Linked DNA regions of Homo sapiens: region 2 is linked to region 1. Evidence: chromatin contacts called from ENCODE Hi-C or POLR2A ChIA-PET data. All regions are on one chromosome and are shown on one strand. Each heading gives the region's core, a stretch centred on a gene start or an enhancer-like site at or near the end of the contact. The rest is flanking DNA. Distances are from core to core; before and after follow the strand shown.

Region 1 (7,123 bases), core at 4,374-6,873:
TTTGCTCATCCATAGAAGCAGCTCCTCATCCATTCAAGTTTGTTCATGAGATTTTAGCAATTCAGTCACATCTTCAGCCTCCACTTCTAATTCGAGTTCTTGTGCTATTTCCATCCCATCTGATGTTCCTTCCTCCACTGAAGTCTTGAACCCCTCAAAGTCATCCATGAGGATGAATTTTGAGGTGTCCAACTTTATCCATGAGGATTAACTTTGAGGGGTTCAACTTTGAGGATGAACTTTGAGGGGTTCATCTTTGAGGTTCCAGAGAATCAACTTCTTCTGAACTTCTGTTAATGTTGATATTTTGACCTCCTTCCATGAATCACCAGTGTCCTTAATGGCATATAGGATGGTGAGTCTTTTCCAGAAGGTTTTCAGTGTATTTGCTCAGAGCTGTGAGGGGAATCATTATTGCAGCTCTAACCTTACAAAATGTATTTCTTAAATAATAAGACTTGAAAGTCAAAATGACTCCTTGACCCATGGGCTGAAGAATGGATGTTGTGTCAGCAGGCATGAGAACAACATGAATCTCCTTGTACGTCTCCATCGGAGCTCTTGGGTGAGCAGGTGCACTGTCAATGAGCAGTAATATTTTGAAAGGAATTTTTATTTCTGAGCAGTAGATCTCAACAATGGGGTTAAAATATTCAGTAAACCATGCTATAAAGATATATACTGTTGGCCGGGCATGGTGGCTCACACCTGTAATCCTAGCACTTTGGGAGGCCGAGGAAGGCGGATCACTTGAGATCAGGAGTTTGAGACCAGCCTGACCAACATGGTGAAGCCCTATCTCTACTAAAAATATAAAAATTAGCCAGGCGTGGTGGCAGGCACCTGTAATCCCAGCTACTTGGGAGACTGAGGCAGGAGAATTGCTGGAACTCAGGAGGCAGAGGTTGCAGTGAGCTGAAATTGCACTACTGCACTACAGCCTGGGCAACAGAGCAAGACTCTGTCTCAAAAAAAAAAAGAAAAGAAAGAAAGAAAGAAAAAGAGATATACTGTCATCCAGGCTTTGTTGTTTCATTTAGGGGGTGTGGGAAGAGTAGACTTAGCATAATTCTTAGGAGCCCTGGGATTTTCAGAAAGGTAAATGAACACTAGCTTCAACTTAAAGTCACCAGCTGCCTTAGCCCCTAACAAGAGAGTCGGCTTGTTCTTCGAAGCTTTGAAGCCAGGCCTTGACTTCTCTCTAGCTATGAAAGACCTAGATGGCATCTTCTTCCAACAGAAGGCTGTTTTGTCTACATTTAAAATCTACTGTTGAGTGTACCCACCTTCATCAATTATCTTAGCTAGATCTTGTGGATAAGTTGCTGCAGCTTCTCCATCAGCGCTTGGGATTCATCTTGCACTTTCATGCTATGGTGATGCCCTCTTTCCTTAAACCTCTTGAAGCAACTTCTGCTGGCTTCTAACTTTTCTTCTGTAGCTTCCTCACCTCTCTGAGCCTTCATAGAATTGAAGAGAGTTAGGGGCTTCCTCTGGATTAGGCTTTGTCTTAAGGGAATGTCATGGCTGGTTTGATCTTCTATCTACACCACTCAAACCTTAGCTATATCAGCAATAAGGTTGTTTCACTTTCTTATTATTTGTGTGTTGACTGGAGTAGCATTTTACATTTTCTTCTTTTGCATTTCACATTGTTTTTGCTTTCACAACATGGCTGTTTAGCACAAGAGGCCTGGCTTTTAGCCTATGTTGGTTTTTGACATGCCTTCCTCAGTAAGCTTAATCGTTTCTTGCTTTTGATTTAAAGAGAGAGATGTGTGCTTTTCCTTTCATTTGAACTCTTAGAGGCCATTGTAGGCGTATTTATTGGCCTAATTTCAAAATTGTTGTGCCTCAGGGAACAGGGAGGCCCGAGGAGAGGGAGAGAGATGAGGGAATGGCCACTCGGTAACACATTTGGTGGAGAAGTCAGAACACACAATATTGATGGATTTCGTTTGCCATATTATATGGGTGTGGTTTGTGGCACCCCAAAAAAATTGCAATAGTAACATCAAAGATCGTCATAATACATATCATTATGAAAAATTTGAAATATTACAAGAATTACCAAAATGTAACACAGAGACAGGAAGTGAATACACGCTGTTGGAAAAATGGAACAGATAGACTTGCTCAATGCAGGGTTGCCACAAACCTTCAATTTGTAAAAAGTGCAATACCTGTGAAACACAATAAAGCAAGGTACAGTAAAATGAGATATGCCAGTAATTATAGCTGACATTTATCAAGTGCTTACCAATAATATCCTTGCTTAAGCACAGCTTAATACCATAAAGAAGTGCAAATATTTCTCTCTCTCTCTTTTTTTTTTTTTTTTTTGAGACTGAGTCTCACTCTGTGGCCCAGGCTGGAGTGCAGTGGTGCCATCTTGGCTCACTGCAACCTCTGCCTCCCTGGTTTAAGCAATTCTCCTGCCTCAGCCTCCCAAGTAGCTGGGATTATAGGCATCCGCCACCACACCTGGCTAATTTTATTATTTTTAGTAGAGACGGGGTTTCCCCATGTTGGCCAGGCTTGTCTTGAACTCCTGACCTCAGGTGATCCACCCCCCTTGGCCTCCCAAAGTGCTGGGATTACAGGCGTGAGCCACCGTGCCCAGCCAAGAAGTGCAACTATATCTTTCAAAATTATACTCTTTTATTTCACATGGAAATATCCTTCCTTTCCCCTCCTCTTTGTTTTAATTTATTTACTTTTTATTCTTAGAGACTGGGTTTTGCTCTGTTGCCTAGGCTGGAGTGCATTGGCACAGTCGTAGCTCACTATAACCTTGAACTCCTGGGCTCACTCAGTTGATTCTCCCACTAGGACTACAGGCACACACCATCACACCAGACTAAGTTTTTTTTAAATTTTTGTAGAGATGGGGTCTCACTATGTTACCTAGGGTGGTCTTGAATTCCTGGCCTCAAGTGATCCTCCTGCCTCGGCCTCCCAAAGTGCTGGGATTACAGGCATGAGCCACCATGCCCGGCCCCCTCCTCTTTGTTTTAATGAGACACTTACATTGTAGACATTCCCCCCTACTCCCAGATTATAATACTAACCTAACAGGTCCGGAGAACTGTCATATATTGCTTACTCACTTTCTTGCCCGCATTCCTGAAAGGAAGACAAAATTGCAGCTTCCCCTTTGTGTGTGTCTGTTTCCTATCACCTCTACTACCCCTCTGCATCACTCAGATGTACTATAACATGGTCAATGACCTTGGTCATTTGATTTTCATTAACACTCTTTTGCTTCCCTTTTGGAGTAGGGGAGGCTTTCATTTTATATCCATCTTTTGGGTATGCAGATGTAGGCAGAGATTGTTCTTTTCTTTTTCCAGAAAAATATAAATCCCAGGGCAATGTATCATTGATTCCGGTTTTCACTTAAATACCTACCAGGGTCAAGAGAGATGAGCTGTCATCTTTGTTTTGTCCTGTGTGCAAAAATCCCAACTTACAGGAAATGACGTTGTATCAGAAAACTTCCTAGGAAGTACAGTGACTGATGTGAGCTCAGCAGTGGTCCCACCTTGCTCCAGGGAGATGTCACGCTCTGTGAGAGCAAAACCAGGAGAGAGACTCTGCCACCCCAGCTCCAGGCCAGCCACGGCCCCCCCGGGGCTCCATCTGAAAAGACAGCAGCATCAGTCTCCCACCTCTTAATTCTCATTTCTAGAGCAAAATATCATTTTGTGTCAGCTTGTGGTTTTACCTCTAATTAAGAGCACTCCTATTTTCTTTCACCACTCTCAGTATGTTTGTATTTGTTGTTAAATAGCGTCAGAAAATACTTGTAGAGAGTAGTCTAAAGGAAAAGTATGTGGCATGGCGGGACAATCAAGGTTTTAAATAAATATCAATGATCAGTTTTGCTTCCACGTTTTGAACGTATAGAGAAGAGTGCTTTTACAGTTTTATACCGGATCAGCCATGAATCTGATCTTTACTGTTCACTATGATGCTGCATGAAGATTGCATCCAGTTGTTTTGTAAGCTTTTCTATTGAAGTCTTAGCTCTCTGACTTTAAGTGTCTGGGGACAGGGTTACTGTCTGTAGGGTACAGGGCTACTGTCTGTAGGGGACAGAGCTGGGTTTGCCACTGCCACCTCCAGCCTCTTGAAAGTTGTTAGCTTCCTTCAGCACAGCTGAAAGGGTGTTGGAGTGTTCTCAGTCCCAACAGATGTAAGCAGAGGGCATCTACTCTTGGTAGGAAGGGTCACATTAGGTCAGCTGATGGCCAGATGCTGAACTCTGGGTTGGGTTGCACCCAATCAGGAACTACCCCCACCCCCAGTACACTGATGTTCCATACCAGACACTCCCTTTGCACTCAGGTCCAATTTCAGCATCCTTTAAGTTGCTGCTTTGGGACTCCAGAGTAATTACCCCCACACTTTAAACAAAATCCATTTCAGAACCTGCTTCCTCCCTGAAATCTCTATGCTGAAACTATGCAATCTTCCTGCAGTTATTCTAAAGCATTAAATAATAAACAATAATATTTCAATATGTATATTCTGCAATAGTATGCACACACGTTGGTGAATATTTAGAGCTAAGTGTTGGTCCAGAGTCAAAGCAGTGAGAAATAGAACAGGTATGAAAATTGAACTTAAGACTAAAAAAGAAAATCAATGTCCTTCTGAAATTATGTTCCTCCTTCCGCGTCGTTAGGCTTTCTCTGATCTCTAGAGCATGCCAAAAGTTCAGGCACAAATAAACCATAAAAAGAGAAGTCTAGAAAAATTCTCCTTTAAAAGAGATGTATTAAATCTAAGATCTTTCACACAGTTATATTTTAAAAGAACACAGTGAGCAAGGACGATAAGTTAAAAGATAGTAACAGAGTTTTGCTTTTTTTTTTTTTAAATAAAATTGATTAAAACACTCTTGGCTGCCCTTCCTTATCCAGCCTACGATCCCATGCCATTAGTTGCTTGTTTTTTGTTGTTGATGTTGTTTTTTAATAGTGAAGGCTTGAAAATGAACTTTTGGTGTTAAAGGCCAGAATAATGGTTACCTTTGTGGGAAATTGATAAGAGGTGGCCTGAGGAAGCCCCCTGGGTGTTTGATCTGGGTGGTGGCTATAGGGGGTTGTGCACATGTGTGTGTGTTTGTAAAAATTTATTGACCTGAACACATAGGACTTGGCACATTACTGAATGTAAGTTACACCTCAATAAAAAAGAACTTAAAAATGAGGGAAGGTTTGAACTACACTAGTTTAAAAAGAGGTGGAAATTGTGTTTCTAGTTACCTTCATGCAATGCCCTGAGCTGCCTGACAGCTCACACGTGTGTTCCGTGAACACAACTGTGGACCGAAATGCTACACTGCACTTTGCAGGTGCATTGAATCACCCATGAATCTGAGGGGTGTCTGGCCACCAGCAGTAACCTCAGTTTGAAGGGGATTGTTAGTTCCCATGCATTTAAGCCACTTCAAAATTATTCAGTGAAAAACAATGACTAACTTTGAGGCCATTGCTTAATACATATAATGTATGACATTTTTCAGGAAATGATTCTCTAATACTGGGATCTAAATGAATTGAAATTTGAGGCACACTTGGAGAAATTTCCCAGACACCACACAATCAAGATAGTGGAGTGCAATAGTCAGTCACTTGGCCTGGGGCCATGTCAGATGAGGACCTGGCCTCATCTTGGCTTGTTACCAGCTTGCTGAATCACTTTCAAGTCTCAATCATCTGAATGCTCTCAACCTCAATTTTCTTATTTATGAGACAAGAAGATCTCAAGTCTAGAATTATGAGGCTATAGAATTTTGAGTTTTATAAACTGTTTGAATGGATGTATTGGGCAGTTATCTCTCCCCATGGGAGAGGCGATGTTTTAAAACATAAGATACATAGATGGCAAAAAAAAAAAAAAAAAAAATCCAAACAGTATAAAATGATATAAAATGAAGTCTTCCTCTCCATCAACTTCCAGCCCTTTTCTTTAAATATAATTAGAGTCTGTAATTATTTATCCTTCAAGAATTGTTTATACAAATATCAGCATATATGTGTATAGTCTTGAAAACATTTATGCAAATGATATATTAAATACTGACTAAATTTTGCTGTTTTTCTCACTTCATAATATATCTTAGAAGTCTTTATGTGAAATGTGTAAATTTATTTCATTCTTTTTAACAGCAACACATTATTTCATTGTATGCCACAATTTATTTAATCAGTCTCCTACTAATGGATGTTTTGATTATTTCCAGAATTTTTTCTGTTTTTTTTATTTTTTGAGATGGAGTCTCGCTCTGTCATCCAGGCTGGAGTGCGGTGGCTCCATCTCGGCTCACTACAACCTCTGCCTCCCAGGTTCAAGTGATTCTCCTGCCTCAGCCTCCTGAGTAGCTGGGACTACAGGCGCCCACCACCACATCCGGCTAATTTTTTTTGTATTTTTAGTAGAGATGGGGTTTCACCATGTTGGCCAGGCTGGTTTTGAACTCCTGACCTCAAGTGATCCGCCCACCTTGACCTCCCCAAGTGCTAGGATTACAGGCTTGAGCATGGTGCCCGGCCCAGAATTTTTTCATTACAATTAAAGTTCTAATGAACATCTCTGTATGCATTTAATTAATACTTTTGCAAATGTATCCCATAAGGTAAATTCCCAGTAGTAGAATTACTGGGTCAAATGATGTGTGTTTTAAATTTTGGAAGACTGTAAAATTACCCTTCCAAAATGTTTGCCAATTTATCCTGCCACTGACCATGTAGCAGGGCGCCTCTTCTCTGTCCCTCCTTTCCAACACTGAGCATTATCCATTTTTTAACATTTTTTGTAGCTTATAAATAAAAATGTGGCAAGTGACAGATTTTAAGATCAGAATTGAATGATGTAAGATTGATTATTTCTTGTATTTGGCCTACCAAAGAGGCTCTTTCATTTTTAACTGGTTTGTTTTGCATTTGTCAGCTGTCAATTTAGTATATGATAACGTTGGAAGTTTAACAATTAACTAGATTTGGTTGTGCAACTAAAGAATATCAAGACTCACCTGACATTTGCATTGTGTTTTAGTACCTTATTTTGTTTCAGAAAATGTGCCCCCTAGTGGGCACATCTTCTGTAATTTTTT
Region 2 (6,899 bases), core at 1,605-4,104, 140 kb after region 1:
TGAAATGTGTTATAGACATCAATAGAATGTGCAACCTTTGAAGCACACTGTGGGTGACTTAGAAAGGAAACCAAATCCAATGATGGAAATTTACTCAGGTTTAGAAGGAACATATTTATAGACAAATATTTAACATAGAGGTAAGGAAAATAAAACCATGGAGGGATTTCAGAAGATAAATTGTTACTCTAGGAAGTGTCAGCTTGTTTTGTTTTTTAAAAATATTCCAAACTATTTTCCTTTTTTTTTTTCCTGAGACAGGGTCTCATTCTGTCACCCAGGCTGGAGTGCAGTGGCTCAATCTCGGCTCACTGCAACCTCCACCTCCCAGGTTCAAGTGACTTTCCTGCCTCAGCCTCCCAAGTAGCTGGAATTACAGGCGTGTGCCACCACGTCCCACTCTTTTTTTGTATTTTTAGTAGACACAGGGTTTCACCATGTTGGCTAGTCTGGTCTTGAACTCCTCCTGACCTCAAATGATCCACCCGCCTTGGCCTCCCAAAGTGTTGGGATTACAGGCGTGAGCCACCGTGCCCAGCCTCCAAATTATTTTCTTTATAAAGAAAATTACTGAAACTTGAACATATTCTTATTTGATCAGATCATTCTAACTTATGATCTTAGGACAAATTCAATTCTCCTATCTTGTCTCAAATTTTTGCTAATATATATTTTAATACTCTAAAGGCATAAATTATCTCCATATAAATTGTAATGTGAGGATAAGGCTTTCAGAGACTGTAAATAGGTTGAAATGCAACAAAAGGTACACATTTAAATTTTTACATATGCCTCTTTTAAAAAATTATCCTGTTTAACAAGTCAAAACAACTTTTTGACTGTTACCTAGTCTGATTATTAATGTTTTATTGCTTTTAATTTCTTTCCAATGATTTTCAGGGATTTTTTGGTGGTGGTGGTTATTGTTTTGAGAATGGATCTTGCTGTGCCACCCAGGCTGGAATGCAGTGATGTGGTCATAGCTCATTGCAGTCTTGAACTCCTGGGCTCAAATGATCCTCCTGCCTCAGCCTCCTGAGTACCTAGGACTACAGGTGAGCTCCACCAGGCCTAGCTTTTAAAATTTTATAGAGATGAAGTCTCGCTGTGTTGCTCAGGCTGGTCCCAAACTCCTGAGCTCAAGCAATCCTTCTGCCTCGGCTTCCCAAAGTGCTGGGATTACAAGTGTGAGCCACTGTGCCTAGCCTGATTTTCATTTTGAAATTTGATTTACTTGAATGATTCTGTGAAAAGCCCAAGTGTATTACATTAGTCAACATCTTTTCCCAGCTGAGCGTGGGGGCTTACCAGTCTGGGCAGCATAGCGAGATCTTGTCTCTACAAAAAAATTAAAAATTAGCCAGGCATGGTGGTGTGCACCTTTAGTCCCAACTACTTGGGAGGCTGAGGCAGGAGGATTGCTAGAGCCCAGGAGTTTGAGGCTGCAGTGAGCCGTGGTTGCGCCACTGCACTCCAGCATGGGCAACAGAGCAAGGCACTGTCTCAAAAAAAAAACCAAAACATTGGCCGGGTGCTGTGGCTCACGCCTGTAATCCCAGCACTTGGGGAGGCCGAGGCCAGCGGATCACGAGGTCAGGAGATCGAGACCATCCTGGTTAACACGGTGAAACCCCATCTCTACTAAAAATACAAAAAATTAGCCGGGCGTGGTAGCGGGCACCTGTAGTCCCAGCTACTCGGGAGGCTGAGGCAGGAGAATGGCGTGAACCTGGGAGGCAGAGCTTGCAGTGAGCCGAGATCGCGCCACTGCACTCCAGCCTGGGCGACAGAGCGAGACTCTGTCTCAAAACAAAACAAAACAAAACAAAACGAACAAAACATTTTTTCCCCTAGCCTGCTTGTACAATAAATCTACACAATCTAGAACATCATTTATTTTAAATTCTCTAATTAACAGCTTGATTCAGTCATTTCACAATGTATACACATATCAAAACACCATGTTGTATACCATAAATATATACTTTTGTTAATTGAAAAAATAAAAGTAAGAAACTTAAACAAAAAAATAGCCCAGCCAGGCGTGATGGCTCACATCTGTAATCCCAGGGCTTTGAGAGGCCAAGGTGGGCAGATCACTTGAGGCTAGGAGTTCGAGACCAGCCTGGCCAACATGGTGAAACCCCATCTCTACTAAAAATACAAAGATTAGCAGAGCATGGTGGTGCATGCCTGTAATCCCAGCTACTTGGGAGGCTGAAGCAGGAGGATCGCCTGGACTTGGGAGGCGGAGGTTGCAGTGAGAGGAGATCACGCCACTGCATTCCAGCCTGGGCAAGAATGAGACTCCATCTCAAAAACAAATAGATAAATAACAATAGCTCTTTCCATTATAGTGTTATTTTCTGGTATCATCTGTAAACCCAGTATTGAAGTGAAAGTGTTGGATTAATTTGAGAAGGAAAAGATGTACTTATCAAACACCTTATATTAAATTATTATCTATTATATTATTATTGTATTTGTTGAATACCACATATACATATTTAGTCCTCACAACCCTAATGGGACGTGTTATTCCCATTGTGTAGCTGAGGAAACTGACACTCTTCAAAGTTCAGCTTGTCTGTGGTTACCAGCTGTAATGGGGCCCCCAGTCATGGGGTGATTCTGTTTGCTCACACTCTTTCCACACCCTATCCCCGAAATGAAACAACTTGGAACTGTCTCCATTTTTATTATACTGTTCAATAAAAATTTGGGGGTTGCTTTGGCAGATAATCATATGCAAGCTCTATTTTCCAAATATCTCAACTTATTTTTCTGCTCTCTCGAATTCCTCCCTCCCCTCCCCCATTCCATTTCCTTGTGACCACATCTGCTTCTTGGAGAGACTTGCAGGATCTGACACATCCTCTTGGTTTCCTAAGTCTTATGACTAGCCAATGCCTGAAATAATGAACTCCTCCAAGGCAAGAAATCTGTTTTGAAGCTTCTCTGCGTAAGTATTAACACTTAATCTATTATTCGATGCATTTCATTTCCCTTTGTAGGTATCGGTTTTCTGAGCCTGCAGCCTTAGGCTAGTACCTTTTTTTTTTTTTTTAAGTTAGTTTCTGTTTTTTATTTGAGCTCTGTTAGAATCTTTAGATCTATCCAGTGGCTATAGTTTACTCTGTGCTGCGCCTTTCTGCTTTCTCTCTGCAAAAATTATGGCTTTTTAGCTATATTTCCCCAAACAGAGGTGAGGTACTGCTCTTATACAAATACTTGAAGTTATAAATCCCACCTGCATTAAAAGGAAAGTGAAGATTTATGACAATGCCTTCCCATTCTTCTCTTTCAACCCCAAAACCTCCACCATTTTTGAAACAAGGCAAGTTCTTTAGGGCTGGAGGTCTTCAATGGTATACACCATGAGGTAAAGATCAGCTTTAAAATAAATACGTACCTCCAAGGGAAGAAAATTGAACAGGCCATTCATTACTTTTCCTTCAGAAAGCTAAGGTACAACAGGAATAAACTTAACTTGTGAAGGTTTTATGAAAGGATTGCCACCTCCTGCCTTGATGAAAAGATTAACCTGATTTGGTGAAATATGCTGCTATTTGCAGGCAGGTGCTGGCCTGATTCACCAACTCTGTGTTAATTTGAGCCTGCAGAGGTACCTTTGATCAGCTCTCAGAGCCTCAGCAGTGGCTCAGGAAACATCAAAACGCTGTAGAGCAGGCTCTAATCTCAGCCTTCCTGTTTCTATGCTTGCTCACTAGGTTCACACACAGCAGCCTGGTTTCCTGGAAGGGCATTTTCCACATTGTGCGTTATGGATGATCATCCCAGGCATCAGGTGTGAAGCCCTGCATCCACATCCAGGGGCTATCAAATCTCTCTGCAAAAGGAGAAGCTGGACTCAGGCACGTTTACAGTGATGTGTATGCAGGTATATGTAAATTAATGCCTGCGTCTAATGCTGGAAGTAACAACAATTCAGTTCCGGGGAACTCTGTTGTCGTAATGCAGCTGCTAAGTGCAACATATTCTGTCCATGAAGTTGACACCTGGATAACAGGTTTGGGTGATAGTAACTGAGGCTTTGGCAGTGGATTGAGAACTCTGAGCTAGAAACATAATGGCAGTACCCTTTACTAAGCCAGGGTGGTAGGTCAGATAGCATGGGTATTTTTTCGAAAAGTTGAGCTCTTACCCTTTTTTTTTTTTGAGACAAGGTTTCACTTGTCCAGGCTGGACAATCATAGTTCACAGCAGCCTCACCATCCCAGGCTCAAGTGATCCTCCCACCTCAGCCTCCTGAGTAGCTGGGACTACAGGTGCACACCACCACACTTGGCTAATTTAAAAAAAAAAAAATGTACAGGCTGGGCGCAGTGGCTCACGCTTGTTATCCCAGCACTTTGGGAGGCCAAGGCATGGGGATCACCTGAGGTCGGGAGTTCAAGACCAGCCTGACCAACATAGAGAAACCCCATCTCTACTAAAAATACAAAATCAGCCAGGTGTGGTGGTGCGTGCCTGTGATCTCAGCTACTCGGGAGACTGAGGCAGGAGAATTGCTTGAACCCGGAAGGCAGAGGTTGCAGTGAGCCGATATCGCATCATGCACTCCAGCCTGGGCAACAAAAGCGAAACTCCGTCTCAAAAAAAAAATTTTTGTACAGACAGGGTCTCTCTATGTTGCCGGGGCTAGTCTCAAACTCCTGGGCTCAAGTGATCCTCCCGCCTCAGCCTCCCAAAGTGCTGGGATTATAGGCATGAGCCATTGCCCTTGGCCTCTCATCCTTTTTACTCTCAATGACAGGTTCATACTTGCCCTTGGGCTTTATTTCCCTTTCCAGGCACATTTCCCTTAACTCTGCTCCAGAGTCTTACACTCCCATGTTTGGAATTTTAAAAAATTGATGCATTTTTTACATTGCATTGGGAGATATTTTAGAACCACTGGGGAGCTGGGCGCGGTGACTGACATCTGTAATTCCAGCACTCTAGGAGGCTGATGCTGGTGGATTACTTGAGGTCAGGAGTTCAAGACCAGCCTGGCCAACATAGCGAAACCCTGTCTCTACTAAAAATACAAAAATTAGCCAGGCATGGTATCGCATGCCTGTAGTTCCAGCTACGCATCAGTAGGAGGCTGAGGAATGAGAATCACTTGTACCTGGGAGGCGGAGGTTGCAGCGAGCTGAATTTGTGCCATGGCACTCCAGCCTGCACAACAGTGAGACTTTGTCTCAAAAAAAAAACACTAAGGAAACAGGGGAAAGAGAATTGAACTTCTGTAGCTGCTCAAGTCATTTGGCATCTCTAAATCTGGGCTTCTTCATCTCTCGTTATATAAAAAAACAGATACCTAAATTTCAAGGTTGTTGAGGATTAAATGAGGTAACAATGTAGAACCTCTTTAGAGTTTTAGAGCAAAGCTGATTGACCTACAAATCCATGTTATTGTTGGATCTTAGATGAGCAAATCTACCTGGCTCAGGTTCTGACTCCGGTTTCCACTTGCCGCCTGGGAGGTGACTGTCCCCAAGTCCGCCTCTGAGGTGGTCCTGCTGGGTCCTGGCCTCGCCTATTTCCCACACCTCTCGTCTGCCTTTCTCCAGTTTCTTACAACAGCAGCAGTAAAGTTCCCTTCCCCCGATCCTTAATGCTGTCTTTACTTCTCTCCTATGATGTTATACAAGGAAGTAGTGTGAGGGCTTCAGGCGGGGGCTGTAGGCTGGAGATAGTGGTGGCTGTTGTAGTGCTGATGAGGTCATCATCATCCCTGAAACCAAGCTGCGTGATTTTTTTTTTTACCACTGGCATCATTCCTATAATGCAGAAAACAACACCAGGTCTTTTTTTTTTTTTTTTTTTTTTGAGACCGAGTCTCTCCCTGTCACCCAGGCTGGAGTGCAATGGCGCAATCTCGGCTCACTGCAACCTCCACCTCCTGGGTTCAAGTGATTCTCCTGCCTCAGCCTCCCGAGTAGCTGGGATTACAGGCGTGTGCCACCACGCCCAGCTAATGTTTTGTATCTTTAGTAGAGACGGGGTTTCACCATGTTGGCCAGGCTGGTCTCAAACTCCTGACCTTGTGATCCACCCGCCTCGGCCTCCCAAAGTGCTGGGATTACAGGCGTGAGCCACCGCACCTGGCCCAACACCGGTTCTTTATTACTAAAGGGCTAACCACTCAGAGCCTCCAATTTGCTTTCTCCTTCTCCCTCTGGGCTCACGTAAGTAGAACACTCTGAAGAAGCCTCAATCTGCTTTTTGTGATTTCGATATGCAGTAACCCAAGCTGCCCCCGATACAGAAGGAAGAGAACTGAGCTTAGCTCCAGAAGACCTAACTATGACACTAGGCCAGCATAATACTAGCTGGGTGGCTAGGAGTAAACTAACTTCTTTGAGCTAGTTTTCTTGTCAGTAAAGCATAGAGTTGGATTAGATGATATCTTTAGCCTCTGAAATCTCTAACTTTCTAAGGACATAAATAATACATATAGATCTAGTAACAGTGTAGGCTATTTGAAATCAGTGAAAGTTCCATAAGATACCTCTCATCCTAAGCCTAGGTGAAAGGTTTGCCATAGAAGAAAATGCAAATAAAAAGTTCAGTAGAGGGCATCTCAGAATGATGAAATGATTGGTTTCTTTGGGCAAAACCATCAATAGGGTGATTTGAAACTTTCGGGATGACATTTCTGTCCAGAGAAAAGGACAGTCAGCCAGGCACGGTGGCTTGGCTCATGCCTGCAATCCCAGTACTTTGGGAGGCCAAGACCGATGGATCACTTGATGCTAGGAGTTTGAGACCAGCCTTGCCAACATGATGAAACCCCATCTCTACTAAACATACAAAAATTAGCCAAGCATGGTGGCCTATGCCTGGTGGCCTATGCTTGTAATACCAGCTATTCGGGAGGCCGAGGCAGA

What was found. A loop is a pair of places that touch in the nucleus more often than their neighbours do. ChIA-PET counts read pairs that join two places held with the same protein, here RNA polymerase II (POLR2A). Pooled maps may share reads with other maps.
Region 2: POLR2A ChIA-PET joins it to region 1 with 10 read pairs in activated CD4-positive, alpha-beta T cell. The contact joins the promoter of GAPLINC here to the enhancer-like site in region 1. A Hi-C loop is called at or near these places in 7 of 168 maps with a recorded cell type or tissue (B cell, CD4-positive, alpha-beta T cell, CD8-positive, alpha-beta T cell and 2 more), 8 of 37 single-sample maps with no recorded cell type and 13 of 50 pooled maps. POLR2A ChIA-PET finds 5 or more read pairs at or near these places in 11 of 52 experiments (CD4-positive, alpha-beta T cell, H1, K562 and 8 more).

The regions. Positions count from the first base shown.
Region 1 is chr18:3,315,993-3,323,115 of GRCh38, forward strand. No RefSeq gene overlaps it. Among named protein-coding and RNA genes, the nearest start is that of LINC01895, 31 kb to the right of the region's middle. Within about 2 kb of position 5,624, at least 3 of the 41 ENCODE cell types and tissues checked have a DNase peak (open chromatin) inside an H3K27ac peak, as active enhancers do; they include OCI-LY7 and PC-9, where a contact is called at or near this core.
Region 2 is chr18:3,463,396-3,470,294 of GRCh38, forward strand. GAPLINC (gastric adenocarcinoma associated, positive CD44 regulator, long intergenic non-coding RNA) reads left to right here and starts at 2,855. Exons shown (of 3, transcript NR_110429.1): 1 at 2,855-2,962; 2 at 3,732-3,901. All of the region lies in intron 2 of LOC105371965 (a long non-coding RNA gene), which reads right to left. RefSeq lists enhancers at 3,358-4,045, 5,743-6,533.